Regions from separate parts of the Mus musculus genome. Here region 1 is linked to region 2. Evidence: chromatin loops called from intact Hi-C (ENCODE). Cell type or tissue: left cerebral cortex. All regions are shown on one strand. Each heading gives the region's core, and the rest is flanking DNA. Links, peaks and the distances in the headings are about the cores only.

Region 1 (8,427 bases), core at 3,552-6,051, 82 kb after region 2:
TTTCATTATCTTTGCTGCTTTGTACTCCCAGGATAGGTGCTGACACATGATTTTCTGCCTGGGAGGTCCATGGTCGTCCTATCACCATGTGGATGGAGCTCAACAACTGATAATGCGTTCTGCCACCAGGATGGTTTTCACACTCTCGTTTGATCATAAGCCCCATAATAAGCTGTTTCAGATTGTAATATAGCCACAGTAATGTATACCTCCAAGCTGATTTACATGTTATTCTTTAGCCTTGAAGTTTGAGATTCCCTGTTTGTGTCTGCAGGACTGATACAGTAATGGATATCCTGCAATCCGACTTCATACAGTCTCGCTTGAAAATAAACCTCATGATCTAGCCTTTGTGGTCGTGGATAGACACTGTGATAGATTCCCCACCCCACCCCAGGTTAATTTAGAAATTCTCTCTTGGTCATAAGTGTCATGGTCTACTCTAGGTTCTTTATAGACAACAGAATGGATACCCCTAAGCTGATGTATATACACTCTTCCTTGGTTGTGAGATTCCTGCTCTAGTCTTTGTAGTCATAAGAGAGACATAGTTCAGTAGTTACTGTTCACACCTTGGTTGTGGGTACTTTGAAAGACTACACACATTATTGTTGAAATACCACCTGTCCAAGTGGATGGATGTCCCCATGGGATTTGCACACTCTCCATTGCTCCTTTGCTCTGTTATCAGCAATTTGGGTTCATAATGTATACACAGTAATGGATTTTCCCCAGCTAATTTTCCACATTCTGTATTCTTCCGATGAGCACAGAAACAGATTTCTTCCTCACAGGTCACCAGGTTCATGGTCCCTCGTATGTGTCAGGAGCATAGTCACCATCTTGCTTTCCTGGCGATATTCACATTCTGGTTCCTGAGAACACAGAGACTAGTAAAGGCCACCTTCAGATCAATAGGTGGCTTCTACCTCATCCTAAGCTCTAGGGTTGCTTGTGCTGTTAGAGTCACAGCTACAACCAGTTCAGGGAACCCTATGGAAGAAGAAGTGGAAAGAGTAAAAGAGCCAGACCCCCCAGAGCTCCCAGAGACTAAACTACCAATTAAAGAGTATCCATGGCTCCCGCTGCCTATGTAGCAGAGGTTGGCCTTGTGGGATATCAATGGGAGGAGAGGCCCTTGGTCCTTTGAAGGTTTGATGCCCCATTATAGAGGAATGCCTAGATGAGGAAGTGGGAGTGGGTGGGAGGGTGGGTGGAGGGAACACCCTCATAGAAGCAAGGGGGGGGGGGGATGGAATAAGGGAGGTTGGAGGGGAAACCAGGAAAGAGGATAACATTTGAAATGTAAATAAAGAAAATACCTAATAAAAATTTCAAAAAAAATATTTCCTCTATGGCTAAAACAAAAATTGAGAGTTCTCAAATTAATAACTTAATGATGCACTTGAAGGTCTTGGAGAAAACAAGAACAGTAAATAGGAAGAAATAATCAAAATCAGAGATGAAATGGAAGCAAAAAAAAAGTGGTACAATGAATTAATGAACACTCAGTTCTTTGAAAAGATTAACAATAGTGACAAACCTTTAACCAAATTAACCCAAAATAAAGAGAGACAACCTAAATTAACAAAATTAGCCATAAAATGGAAGACATCACAATGGACAGTGAAGAAATGCATCAAATTATAAAGATACAGTTTTACAAGTTATTCTACTGGAAAACCTAAAAAAAAAAAAAAAAAAAAAAGAGTGACTTTCTAGATATATATGACCTACCCATGTAAAACCAAAATGAAGTAATAATTTAAACAGACACATAGCAACCAATGAAGTAGAAATAGTAATTAAGAATCTCAGGAAAGACACCATGTGATCACTTATTAAATACAGAAAAGATCTTTGACAAAATCCAATATTTCTTCATAATAATAGTCCTGGGGAATCCAGAGCTGTGGGGAGCATATGCAAATATAATAAAAGCAACATACAGTAAGCTCAGAGTCAAAACCACCCTAAATGGAGAAAAATTCAAAGTATTTCCACTAAGATCAAGAACAAAACAAGAATGTCCACTCTCCCAAGTCTTGTTCAATAAAGTGTTTGAAGTCTTATCACGAGCAATAGCACAAGAGAAGTAGATAAAGGGCACAAAGGTAGGAAAGGAAGACCAAATTTGAAGATGATATGATTTTATATATAAAAGACTCCACCGGAAATCTCCTAAAGCTGATAAATTTTTTTTAAAAAGCAAGATATAAAATTAGCATACTGAACGCTTTGCCCTTCCCACATAGCGACAACAAAAATTGAAAACAGAAATGGGGAGATGATTTTACTCACCATAGCCTCAGCGAAACAAAGACTCTAGTTCAAGTGGATCAAGAGAAGACCTGATATCCTGAGTCTGAAAGAGGAGAAAGTTGAGAATATACTTATTGGCACAGTAAAAGGCTCCCTGAAAAGGACTCTGGGGCTGGAGAGATGGCTCAGTGGTTAAGAGCACTGACTGCTCTTCCGAAGGTCCTGAGTTCGAAACCCAGCAACTACATGGTGGTTCATAACCATACGTAACAAGATCTGACGCCCTCTTCTGGTGTGTCTGAAGGCAGCTACAGTGTGCTTACATATAATAAATAAATTTTCTAAAAAAGAGAAAAAGGAAAGGACTCTGGTAGTGCAAATATTAAGACTCACAATAACCAAATGGGACCTTGTGGACTAAGAAGCTTCCGTACAGCAAAGGACACCATCATTTGAGGGAAGGAGCCATGTAGAGTGCCAACAGTCCTCCTTCCTAGGGACTTTTACATCTGACATCTGACAGGAATTCATATCTGGAACATACAAAGAACAACAACAACAAAAAAAAAAAACCACTAAACTCCATTAAAAATGGAATGAAAGTAAACAGAATTCTCAAAAGAAGAAATATAAATGGTGGAGAAATACTTTTTTTCCCTAATGTTCAACATCCTTAGTCATGGGGAATTAAGTGGGGTTGAGGGATATGGAGAGAGGAGAAGGTGACAAGAATGGCTAATCGAGAAAATATGGAAAGGCCCTGTGGAATCCTAGTATTTTGTAAATCTATTAAAGAAAATGATTTTTAAGTCTAAGTGGAGACACTGTGTGAGTGGACAATGCTCCTCCCAAAAGCCAAATGGTATTAAATGAAAATCCAGTACCAAGTATGGGATACTTGCCTGTGATCTGTTGGTTAACAAGGTCCCAGAGGGCCGCACACAGTGCAAGCTATTGCCAATGTCCCTGGATGTCCACCCACTAGTAAGCCCCTGTTGCCGGAGAAGCCACACACTCACGTTGTATGACACTGAGGTAAGAAGCCTGACCTGCCTGCAAGGGTGCCTTCCTGCTAGGCAGACTGCATAGCACCACATAGGCTGCCACTGAACAAAAGCATCACCTGGCCTGCAGTCATCTGAGAGGAAAGTGCCAACTGTCAACTGAGAGCCTGCCTTGATCATATTGTTCTCCACACGACTGTGGGGACTGCCCTGTATGTTAATTGATGGAGGGGGGGCGGGTGTTGAGCCTCTGCGGTTTCTAGTCAAGGGCCTGCAAGGGGGGGGGGGGGGAATCCTGCTTTGATTCCCCTCAAAAATGGAGTGTGACTTGGAAGTGCTACCACATAAATCTCTTTGTCCTCTAACTTGCTTTCAGTCACGGAGTTTTATTACAGTAACAGAAAGAAAACTGAAACAAAAGTGAATATTAACTATCCTGTGGCCAGTAAGGTGCTGGGAAGAAGCTCTGGGAAAATGGTGAATGAGGAGGGTACAGAGACAGTGGGAGCCAAGACATACTAAACCTTAGTGGGGTCGAGGAAGATTTTTAGTTACCATGGCAACAGAAAGCCTTTAAGGAAGCCGGGTAGGAAATGAAAAGAGAGTAGATCCTATCTGCACTGGGGAAAGGTGCTTCTGGGTGCCAGATGGAGCAGGGACTGTGGATGGCGATGGGGACAGTAGCAACACAGACTGCTAGACAATGGGATAAGACATCACTGAAGTGATTTTTTTACATGTCTCTGTTCCCAATTGCCTCCATCCTGCACCTTAAGTAATGGCATCTATTTGCAAATAAAAGTTGCCTTGGCATTCAGAACAATGCTAATGCCCTATAATTACATCATGGCTAATGCCCATGATATAATTTCATGTATAAAAGACCCTAAAGACTCTACTGGGAGACATCTACAGCTGATAAACACTTCCATCAAAGTAGCAGGATACAAAATTAATGCACAAAACTTAGTAGCCTTCCTATACACAAGCTCCAGAAAGCTCCAGGTGGCAACACTTGTCAGTCATGATTGACAGATGATAAACATCTTGGCAACAGTAATTCTGGGGCAGTGAACTGGCTGTAAGAAAACGGTTACTAGCACAAAGCTCTTTTCTGAACAGCATCCTGGCCATCGCATTACTAGTGAGGTGGCTCCGAAATCTAGAAGCAAAGGTTTTCTATTTCCCAAACAAATTATAAGGTTCTTTCCTTCAGTGGCCGCTCTCAGCACCTCAGACAAAAACCCTGGTGTTTTATTTCCAAGGTAGAAATAATAGGAAACAGTAATAAGAGGATCCACCACACTCATGCTTGGTGTCACCAGGGGTTTTAGACAGTGTAAGAACAGGGTGATGCCTGTACAGGTCTCTTCTCTCGTCCACACAGAGGGAGGATGTGTGGCTGGGGTGCCATTGCCGAGCCTCTGAAGGACTCAGCATTCACAGATGGCACAAGGATGCATCCAACTATCCACTGACTGAATGTGCGAGCTCTGCCCAACGATATGAGTAAATCACCACAGAAAAGGGATGTGGGAGGTTCAGGCAACAGCTCCGCCCAGGCTGGGAAAGGTCACTCTCCATTTCAGAGGTGTCCTTCATTTCAAACAAGGCTTTATCTAAACCTGTCCTGAAGAAGCTGAAGAAATTGGCCAGACCTGATCCTGTCATTGTGAGATTTCTTCATGATCCCCTGGTATGCCCACGCTCATGTTTCTCTCTCAGCTTGAAATCTGGCAGTAGAGACAGAGCTGGCCATGTGCCTCATAGCTCCAACACTCTCTAGAAGTAAACATAGAGGCAATACCTCCAGGATCTGAATTTCAGTGTATCATTGGTAGTAGCAGCTTCTGACAACGCAAGGAAAGCAGGAACAAGACAAGGACCTATCCAATGGAGACCTAAGGCTTAACTTAAACACAAGACAACCGAAGGAGAGCAAATAAAGAAAGAAGGTGTCAAAGTATCCTTAATGTGTAGATGATATAATTTCATGTATAAAAGACCCTAAACACTCTACTGGGAGACATCTACAGCTGATAAACATTTCCATCAAAGTAGCAGGATACAAAATTAATGCACAAAACTTAGTAGCCTTCCTATACACAAGTGACAAACAGATTGAAAAAGAAATCAAGGAGTTGTAGCTTTTGAGATATAGGTAGGTAGATGATAGATAGATAGATAGATAGATAGATAGATAGAACGCTAACCAAGCAACTGGACTTATATAATAAAATTTTAAGACATTAAAGAAGCAAACTGAAGAAGACACTAGAAGGTGGAAGCATCTCCCATGCTAATGGATCAGTAGGATTAATATTATAAAATAGCTATCCTAACCAAAAGCAATCTGCAGATTCAATATAATACCCATCAACATTCTTCATGGAGATTTAAAAAAAAAACATTTAATGTCACAAAAAATACAAAAAACCTAGGATAGCTAAAGGCAGTCCTGAATAATAATAGAACTATTGGAGGTATTACCATCCATGACTCTAAGTTGTACTGCAGAGCTATAGTAGGAGGGAAAAAAGCAAAAAAAAAAAAAAAAAAAAAAAAAAAAAAAAAAAAAAAAAAGCACAGTTTTAGCAAAGCATTAGTACTTAAAAGATCCATTAATTAGTGGAATCAAATTGAAGACCCATACATAATTCCACATACATATGGACACAATTTTTGGCAGAGAAGCCAGAAATACACACTGGGGGAAAACAACACCATCTTCAACCAATGGTACTAGGCATGTAGAAACTGGATAGCTGCATGTAGAAAAGTGAAAATAGATCCATATCTACTACCCTGGACAAAATTCAATTGCAGGTGGATTAAGGTCCTCAACATAAGAGCAGATCCTCTGAATCTGAGAGAAGAGAAAATGAGGGCAAGTTTGAACTCATTAACACAGGAAAGGACTTTCTGAACGGGACACCTTTAGCATAGATATTATGACTTACAGCTGATAAATCGACCTCATGCAGCTGAAAAGGTTCTGAATGACAAAGAACGTCACCATTCAGGCAAAGCAGCAGCCTACAGAGTGGAGAGAAACCCATTACCAACTGTACATCTGATTGAAGGTTAGCACCTACAAAGAACTAAAAAACTGAACATCAAAAATAAAAAAAAAAAAACCCAAACAACACAATTTCAAAATGGAGCACAAACTAAGCAGAGAGACCCCAAAAAGATGAAACACAAATGACCACAAAACACTTTTAAAATGGTCACCATGCTTAGCCATCAGGGAGATGCAAATTAGAACTACTTTGAGATTTCATTTTGCCCCAGTCAGAGTGGCAAAGATCACTAAAGCACACCACACAACACACCAGTGAGGATGTGTAGTAAGGAGAACATTTTTCCTTTGCTGGTGAGAGTACAAATTTGTACAGCCACTATGGGCATCATCAGTGTGGAGTTTCCTCAGAAAGCTGAAAATCAGTCTACTTCAAGATCCAGCTATACCACTCTGGGATGTATATCAAAGAACTCTACACCCCACCGCTTGCTCATCCGTGTTCATTGCTGCTCTATTCAAAATAGCCAGGTTGGAAACAGCTTAGATAGCTACCAGTGATGCATGCATAATGAAAATGTAGTACATTTGTACAACGGAGTATTATTCAGCAGTTACGAAAAATGAAATCTCCAGGTAAGTGGATAGAACTAGAAAAAAATCATCCTGAGTGAGATGAGCCAGACCTCAACAGACAAATGTTGCATTTTTTTCTTACATGTGGATGTTAGCTTTTAAGCTTTTGATATGTCTTTCGATCTGAATAACCACAGTGGTTAGGCACCTGGGAAGGGGTCAGGATCAGGTAAGAGGATCTCTCAAGGAAGAAAGAATAGAATAGAATGTTATGGAGTGAATTAAGAAAGTGGAATAGAAGGATTGAATGGGGAGGGTATTGGGAATAAGGATAAAGGTGGAGCTATAATAAGGGACCCCTAACACTAAAGGTCTTCTGCAACGGTCAAATGGAAGGCTATTACTGTGGAAGCTTCCTAAAACATATACATCTATGAAAAGACTTTAAGTGAAGCTATAATCTAAAGGAGGACACAAAGCCCTGATTAGCCATCTTATACCAACCAAGTAAAGGCCGCAGTGCCAGAAATGGGTTACATCTTGTTGAGTCATGAGCCAGAGGGGTTCCATGGAACCTCAAACATCACAGGCTGTTGCTAAGGTATTGGTTACTCTTCACAACCATGATGCTGAGGCCTTACTTCTGATGGTAACACTGGTGCCTAACTAGAAGCGTCACCCCTACTGACTAGCATTCATGGTACTGGAAGGTAGTTTGCATGCTACTGGAGAAGAAACTACATCATCAATACCACCCAGCCACAAACCCTGTGACCTACAGCAGCCTACAAGATGGACTGATACAATAATGGCGCAAATGGTATGGTAGCATTCAAGAACCTTTTTATTGGATTTAAGGCCCACTCCATGAGATGAAACCCGTAACTGACTCTGTTAAAATGCACAAAAGAGCCTGAGACTAGATAGTGCATTGGCCTAGAGGAAAACTGTCTTAGTTAGAGTTTTACTGCTGTGCACAGACACCGTGACCTAGGCAACTCTTATAAGGACAACATTTAATTGGGGCTGGCTTACAGGTTCAGAGGTTCAGACCATTATCATCAAGGTAGAAGCATGGCAGCATCTAGGTAGGCAGGGTACAGGAGGAGCTGAGAGTTCTACATCTTCATCTGAAGGCTGCTAGCAGAATACTGACTTCTAGGCAGCTAGGACAAGGGTATTAAAGCCCACACCCACAGTGACACACCTACTCCAACAAGGCTACAGTTCCTAATAGTGCCATTCCCTAGACCAAGCATGTTCGAACCATCACAAAAACCTAATGCTAATGTTTTATTCTACTAAAGGAATAAAACAATAAAATGAATTCTAATGGCATATTTCTATATTTATAGATCAGTGCCTTGTTCATCCCTCATCAGAGAAATTTCTTCTTGCAACAGAAGGAGAGGAACACAGAGTCCACAGGTGGACAATGTTCAGAGAGTGAGACTTTGGAGCTCTCAGTCCTAAATGTGATGTCGTCATCACCTCCCCTGTTCAGGACACAGGGATCCATGTGAAGAGGAGGTGGGAAGAATGGAAGAACCAGAGGTGGTGGAT
Region 2 (8,427 bases), core at 2,581-5,080:
TCAAATGCATCACAAAGCCATGATCTCACCAGCCATATCTCTGGCACAAGGTTCAAATACAAAATCCTCTTTTTACAGTGTGGCAGCTGTGTAGCTACTACCTTCTCCCACTTTGACGACCCATCCTTTCTGTAGCCAGAGAGATTTCTCCATAAGGAAATTTGAAGCATCTCATTCCTTTGCTTAAAACATTTTAGGAACTACCCATTGCTCCTAAACAGCATCCGAGCTCCGTTGAGGCCTTCAGTGCTCTGCGGGACCTGACCTGCCACTCTTTGGCCCTCTCTGTTTGCCCACCTTCTGCTACAGATGCTTCTCATTCCCAAGCACACCTTTTCCAGGATATTATAGGCCGGTTCCTATTATTATTAAGGTTTTTCTTAACTGGCCCTTCCAACTGCCCTCCCTTGAGATGGGTATAAGCTACACACCACCATAACCTCCCTTGAGATGAGTATAAGCTACACACCATCATAACCTCTTCCTGGAGGAGCCTTATTACATTCTGAAATTATAGTAGTGATTCACTTATCTGTTAGATGGTCATATCTACACTGTGAGCTGTATGTGGACAAGGTACATCCAGAACAAGCAAGGATCCAATGAATGAATAAGCAGGGGAAAGTGATCATGAGTGTTCCTGCTCAGATGAAAGGGTATCCTGGGACTTGGAAGCCCAGGAACTATACAGCTCTGAGGAGAAAAGGTTTCCCAGTGGAAGCCTTTGACATCCCGAGACATGGGAGTCCAGGAACCTCACAGCTCTGAGAGGAAGCCTCCCCAGCAGAGGCATTGCAGCTCCCAGGGGAGGGTCTCTCCAGCTGAGCTGAGGAGCCCAAGAGCCTCAATCCCACTCCTTTGATTCTTCTCTTCATTGCTTATTTCTTCTTGTCTTCCTAGCTTCTGTGGTGTGCCACTCAGGGACTACATTGATGACTAGAGGTAGACTGATGACTTTTTGAGAAAATCAGAAAGAAAGATAGAAAAAAGATTGTGAGAATTATGTTGCTAGGTAAATTGTATTTATATTCACTTGTTATCAATATCTCCGTATCTCCAAGGCCACCAAGCCCCAGTCTGGAACAGAGTTCATTGTCTCAGTTGGATGCCCAGGCCAGGCCACTGACTCTCATATGTTACAGATTTTTAGTCAAAGGTTCTTAGCCAACTTACAGGAGCAATCACTCAATGCCAGCAGGGTGATATGGTGTGTAGCGCCCAGGTTTGGCTCCTGGCAGCTTTGTGCATGAAGAAGGAGGCTATCCTCTAGTTCTCTCCGCTCTCCTGCTTGTCCACATGATGAGATACTTGGCTGTGGCCTTTCAATATTCCATTCATAGGAACAAGGTTATATTGCAAGAATCCTAGTGTCAAATTCTAAACTAGAATCCTTGCTGTCAAATTCAGCCCGAGGACAGCAGCAGCAGTAGGCCACGCCAGTGATTTATGATTCGTCTCCTTTATCATCTCCTTTTATTGGGTTTTTCTTTAACTATGTTCCCTTAGCGCATGTCTAAGAAGTACTACTCAAGGCAGGAAAATTTATTAGTGCTGGGCTGAGCACAGTGTCGGAATTTTAAGTGCAGAACCTGTTCAGTGAAATTCACTGCTGTGTTGCTTCACATTTTCTTTTCTTAAGATACTGGACTAAGAAATGAAGGCTGTATGGGAAGAACAGGAAGGCTACTCATGGCCACTGGATAATAGGCATCTCATAGCCAGTGTAAGAATGTCATCCATGGCAAAAATCAATTGACTCTCCCTCTTACAGGACCATATATAATACATGCTGGCATATCATCCTTTCTGCCTACCCAGCCAGCTTGCAGCATAAGAACAAAATCAGATTTCATTGTAATGTGACCAATGAGGAGACAAATCTCAGAGAGATAGGTAAGTTGCCCAAAGACTCAAAACTCATAATCGTCTATGTAGGGCTCAGAAAGGGTCTCTGGCTCATAACCCGATGCTCTCCCCACATTGCCTCACTGTCCAGAGCAAGGCAAAGAACGTGCTGAAAGCCTGAGTCATGGAAAGCATACACACATAAGAAACAATAAGAATGCATGTGTACCAGGGGCTGATTGGGTGCTGTGCTTTGCTCATTGACTACCCATGGGCATCAAGTCTTGTCCAAGATTGTACCTCAGGATGAGCCACAAATCTTTTATTCTTTGTCTCAGACACTTTGGAGAAGATGTCAAAAAGACCTTTATTGTCAGAACTTGGTAGTATCTCGATAGAATCTCTTGTCCTCAGAGAAGCCTGACATCCCAGTGTGTCTCATTGTCCCTAGAACTACCCTCTTTACCTCCACTGTGGAACTTGTCCATTTCAAGCTAGGATCCCCACATAACACGGGGTGTGGTTCAGACAGTGCTGGGCATGGCCTTGAAAATCCACTGCTTCCACCATCAGTTAAGGTGACTACCATATGATGCTGTGACCATTGTCCCCATTAAACTGAGTGACCACACAGCAGAAAGTCATAGTTATATGTATCAGGCAAGACAGTTGAAGCCACATAAACAGAATCCAGATTGATAACAATGGTACTCGGTACACATGCAGGAACCAGATGTATTCGTGAACATGATGGAGAGAGGGTTGAGAGGGGCAATGGCCAACAGTGGAAGCTACTGGGATCCAGGGAGGCTGTGTGCACAGCTGGAGAAGGGCTGAACTTTATAAATGAGAATCAGCAAGAGCAGATGACAGGCACTCAAACAAGGGTTTATAGGGATGGTGGTGCTATCCCGTGCAGCAGTGAGACTGAATCTAGGTTGATAGATGTGAAGGTCTGAGCTTTACCCACAGGTACCATTAGCACAAGGTTTGCTGACCCTAAGCGTAAGGTAACGCCATCTCTGAGACTTCCATACTAGTGCTTGTCTTTGTTTGTTTGTTTGTTTTTGTTTGTTTGCTTGCTTTTTGTTGTTGTTGTTCTTTTCTGAAGCCCCTTTCCACACAGTGTCTCCTTTACAGGCCAAGAACCTCTAGTCTCTAACCAAAATTCACCAGCTTGTACACTTTCCACTAGTCTCAGCACCTGGGGTTTCATGTGGCATAGCTGCACAAGTTGGACAACCTGAAGACAGGCTGACTCCCACGTGCCACGGAGATGCTGTTAACACATGAGCAAAGCCATCAGAGACTAGGGTCAGGAACCCATGAGCCTAACCTCCTAGAAATACAACCGAAAATCTAATCAACTTCTTGGGACATAGGAATAGCCAGAGGTTTACTGTGAGAGAGCAAACAGTGAATCAAGAGATGGGTAGCTTCAATAAACACTCAACCCATGGACTCCAAAGTAAGAAGCCTCAGAGAGCATTTGACAGAGTTCAAAGGAACAGAACGCCTCTCGGCCTTACTGCGTTAGAAGCTGGCCCAGCAGGATTTGATGATTCTGTTATATACTTTGCATCTAGCTTAGTGATAAGCCAGGTCTCTCCAAGCCTGAATGCTACAAGCTCTGACTGTTACTATTATATGAATCCCAGTATATTCTGTTATTGTTTGACCCCTAAGTCTCCTGCCTGCCTCATCTTGTGAAATATTGATCATATTACCCAACTCATAGGTTATTCCTCCTAGACTTGGGATTTCTGTGGACTAGGGAATCTTGTGTCTGAGTCTTCTGTAAAGTATCAATGACTCCACATCCACAGGAGTTGCAGCACAGTTCTTCTGGCCCACCCCTCCCCTCCTGCCTCCATTACTGCCACCTTGGTTCTTAGATACATTCCTCTAACAATCTCAACCATATGGAAGTCTAACACCCCAGAAGGTAGTTCTGTGAAAAGAAATTTTAGTTAGTTTGACTCAAATAATCTAGTTTTAAACATACTTTTAAAATAGAACAAACTTTTAATTCTTTAAAAAAAAAAATTCCATGGTGCTTTGTCTGATGAAATTAGACATTTGATCCCTGGATTTTGTAGAAGACTCTGTTCATATTTTAAGGTGAAGATTCTACAAAAAGAGAAATGAGTTCAAGGACTCCAATAGTGTAGCCATTAAGGACAATTAATAACTAGAACTTCATGGAGCTTAAACGTTTCTGTAGTGTAAGGGACACCATCATTTGAACAGAGTAGTAGCCTGAAGAACAGGGGGGAAATCGTTACTACACATCTTACAGAGTTAGTAGCTAGGATATAAAAAGTTTAAAAAAATGAACATCAAGAAAATAAACTGGAGTGGGGGCCCAGAGCAAGCAGAGCCGGAGTGGGTGTGGCTGGAGCAAGAGGGAGAAGGGAAGGGGGAAAAAAAGAAAATAAACTGACTAAAAGTGGTATAAAACTAAGCAGAGAATACAAAAAGAAGGAAGAAAGAAAGAGAGAGAGAGAGAGAGAGAAAGGAAGGAAGGAAGGAAGAAAGAAAGAAAGAGAGAAAGAAAGGGAGAAAGAGAGAGAGAGAAAGAAAGGGAGAAAGAGAGAAAGAGAGAAAGAAAGACAGATGGCCAAAGACACTTTTATTTTTCCTATATCAGTTTTATTTAAAACACAAATAAGTATTTCTCTTTCATTAATAGCAAATGGCTCAAATAATGTTGAACACAAATCACTGACAAATACAGGGCATTAACTTAGGAAATTAGGAAATTAGTCTGAACTTAGGAAATTAGTCTGAACAGGTGAGAGGGTGCGCCACAGAACCAGACAGCTTCTGGGACAGGCTGAGGCACAGAGCCGCTGAGGCAGCACCCTTTGCGGGCCGCAGACAGCCAGCCACCGTCCGGACCAGAGGACAGGTGTCCGCCTGGCTCGGAAGGCGGCCTCAGCCTCAGGAGCAGCAGGCGCCATCTTGGTTCCCGGACTCCTCCAAACTTAGGAATTTAGTCTGCACAGGTGAGAGTCTGCACCACAGAAGCTGACAGCTTCTGGGACCTGCCAAAGCAACACAGCTTCTGAGAAAGGCCCTGTTTTGGGCCTTCTTCTTTGGCCAGGAGGAGGTCCAAACACAAGATATATGCGCACCTTCCCTGTAAGAGAGCTTGCCAGCAGAGAGTGCTCTGAGCACTGAAACTCAGAGGAGAGAATCTGTCTCCAGGTCTGCTGATAGACAGTAACAGAATCACCAGAAGAACAATCTCTAAACAGAGTCAACTATAACAACTAAATCCAAAGATTACCAGATGGCGAAAGGTAAACGTGGGAATCTTACTAACAGGAACCAAGACCACTCACCATCATCAGAACCCAGCACTCCCACTTCGCCCAGTCCAGGGCACCCCAACACACCCGAAAACCTAGACCCAGATTTAAAAGCATATCTCATGATGGTGGTAGAGGACATCAAGAAGGACTTTAATAACTCACTTAAAGAAATACAGGAGAACACTGCTAAGGAGTTACAAGTCCTTAAAGAAAAACAGGAAAACACAATCAAACAGGTAGAAGTCCTTACAGAAAAAGAGGAAAACACATCCAAACAGGTGATGGAAATGAACAAAACCATACTAGACCTAAAAAAGGAAGTAGACACAATAAAGAAATCTCAAAGTGAGGCAACACGGGAGATAGAAACCCTAGGAAAGAAATCTGGAACCATAGATTCGAGCATCAGCAACAGAATACAAGAGATGGAAGAGAGAATCTCAGGTGCAGAAGATTCCATAGAGAACATCGGCACAACAATCAAAGAAAATGGAAAATGCAAAAAGATCCTAACTCAAAATATCCAGGAAATCCAGGACACAATGAGAAGACCAAACCTACGGATACTAGGAGTGGATGAGAATGAAGATTTTCAACTCAAAGGACCAGCAAACATCTTCAACAAAATTATTGAAGAAAACTTCCCAAATCTAAAGAAAGAGATGCCCATGAACATACAAGAAGCCTACAGAACTCCAAATAGACTGGACCAGAAAAGAAATTGCTCCCGACACATAATAATCAGAACAACAAATGCACTAAATAAAGATAGAATACTAAAAGCAGTAAGGGAAAAAGGTCAAGTAACATATAAAGGCAAGCCTATCAGAATTACACCAGATTTTTTACCAGAGACTATGAAAGCCAGAAGAGCCTGGACAGATGTTATACAGACACTAAGAGAACACAAAATCCAGCCCAGGCTACTATACCCGGCCAAACTCTCAATTACCATAGATGGAGAAACCAAGGTATTCCACGACAAAACCAAATTCACACATTATCTCTCCACAAATCCAGCCCTTCAAAGGATAATAACAGAAAAAACCCAATACAAGAATGGGAACAACGCCCTAGAAAAAACAAGAAGGTAATCCCTCAACAAACCTAAAAGAAGACAGCCACAAAAACAGAATGCCAACTTTAACAACAAAAATAAAAGGAAGCAACAATTACTTTTCCTTAATATCTCTTAATATCAATGGTCTCAACTCCCCAATAAAAAGACATAGACTAACAAACTGGCTACACAAACAAGACCCAACATTTTGCTGCTTACAGGAAACTCATCTCAGAGAAAAAGATAGACACTACCTCAGAATGAAAGGCTGGAAAACAATTTTCCAAGCAAATGGTATGAAGAAACAAGCTGGAGTACCATCCTAATATCTGATAAGATTGACTTCCAACCCAAAGTGATCAAAAAAGACAAGGAGGGGCACTTCATTCTCATCAAAGGTAAATCCTCCAAGAGGAACTATAAATTCTGAATATCTACGCTCCAAATACAAGGGCAGCCACATTCATTAAAGATACTTTAGTAAAGCTCAAAGCACACATTGCACCTCACACAATAATAGTGGGAGACTTCAACACACCACTCTCACCAATGGACAGATCATGGAAACAGAAACTAAACAGGGACACAATGAAACTAACAGAGGTTATGAAACAAATGGACTTAACAGATATCTACACAATATTTTATCCAAACAAAAGGATATACCTTCTTCTCAGCACCTCATGGTACCTTCTCCAAAATTGAACACATAATAGGTCACAAAACAGGCCTCAACAGATTCAAAAATATTGAAATTGTCCCATGCATCCTATCAGATCACCATGCACCAAGGCTGATCTTCAATAACAAAATAAATAATAGAAAGCCAACATTCACGTGGAAACTGAACAACACTCTTCTCAATGATACCTTGGTCAAGGAAGGAATAAAGAAAGAAATTAAGGACTTCTTACAGTTCAATGAAAATGAAGCCACTTCATACCCAAACTTATGGGACACAATGAAAGCATTTCTAAGAGGAAAACTCATAGCTCTGAGTGCCTCCAAACAGAAACTAGAGAGAGCATACATTAGCAGCTTGACAACACAACTAGAAGCTCTAGAACAAAAGGAAGCAAATTCACCCAAGAGGAGTAGACAGCAGGAAATAATGAAACTCAGGGGTGAAATCAACCAAGTGGAAACAAGAAGAACTATTCAGAGAATCAACCAATCAAGGAGCTGATTCTTTGAGAAAATCAACAAGATAGATAAACCCTTAGCCAGACTCACTAGAGGGTACAGGGAAAGCATTCTAGTTAACAAAATCAGAAATGAAAAGGGAGACATAACAACAGATCCCAAAGAAATCCAAAACACCATCAGAACCTTCTACAAAAGGCTATACTCAACAAAACTGGAGAACCTGGATGAAATGGAGAAGTTTCTAGACAGATACCAGGTACCAAAGTTGAATCAAGATCAGGTTAATGATCTAAACAGCCCGATATCACCCAAAGAAATAGAAGCAGTTATTAATAGTCTCCCAACCAAAAAAAGCCCAGGACACAATGGGTTTAGTGCAGAGTTCTATCAGACCTTCAAAGAAGATCTAATCCCAGTTCTTCACAAACTATTCCACAAAATAGAAACAGAAGGTACACTACCCAACTCATTCTATGAAGTCACAATTACTCTGATACCTAAACCACAAAAAGACCCCACAAAGATAGAGAACTTCAGACCAATATCCCTTATGAATATTGATGCAAAAATCCTCAATAAAGTTCTTGCTAACCGAATCCAAGAACACATCAAAACAATCATCCATCCTGACCAAGTAGGTTTCATCCCAGGGATGCAGGGATGGTTCAATATACGGAAATCCATCAACATAATCCAGTATATAAACAAACTCAAAGACAAAAACCACGTGATCATCTCGTTAGATGCTGAGAAAGCATTTGACAAAATCCAACACCCATTCATGATAAAAGTCTTGGAAAAATCAGGAATTCAAGGCCCATACCTAAACATGATAAAAGCAATCTACAGCAAACCAGTAGCCAGCATCAAAGTAAATGGTGAGAAGCTTGAAGCAATCCCACTAAAATCAGGGACTAGACAAGGCTGTCCACTCTCTCCCTACCTATTCAACATTGTACTTGAAGTCCTAGCCATAGCAATTCAACAACAAAAGGAGATCAAGGGGATACAAATTGGAAAGGAAGAAGTCAAATTATCACTTTTTGCAGATGATATGAT

What was found. Hi-C counts contacts between places; a loop is a spot of excess contacts. Peaks named below come from ENCODE experiments on the same cell type or tissue, not always from the same donor. Only the 100,000 strongest peaks of a DNase experiment are listed, where the experiment ranks them.
Region 1: it touches region 2 in a loop (2.0-fold over the local background); 2 of 42 quality-filtered maps call a loop at or near these places.

What each region holds. Positions count from the first base shown.
Region 1 is chr10:58,695,734-58,704,160 of GRCm38, reverse strand. It overlaps BB019430 (expressed sequence BB019430), which reads right to left and starts at 7,416. Exons shown (of 5, transcript NR_033565.1): 1 at 7,369-7,416; 2 at 6,227-6,302; 3 at 2,656-2,795; 4 at 2,302-2,365; 5 at 1-875. In left cerebral cortex, for the core only: no CTCF peak of the experiment used is centred there; a DNase peak (open chromatin) is centred at 4,914.
Region 2 is chr10:58,777,092-58,785,518 of GRCm38, reverse strand. No RefSeq gene overlaps it. Among named protein-coding and RNA genes, the nearest start is that of Sh3rf3, 32 kb to the left of the region's middle. In left cerebral cortex, for the core only: no CTCF peak of the experiment used is centred there; a DNase peak (open chromatin) is centred at 3,708.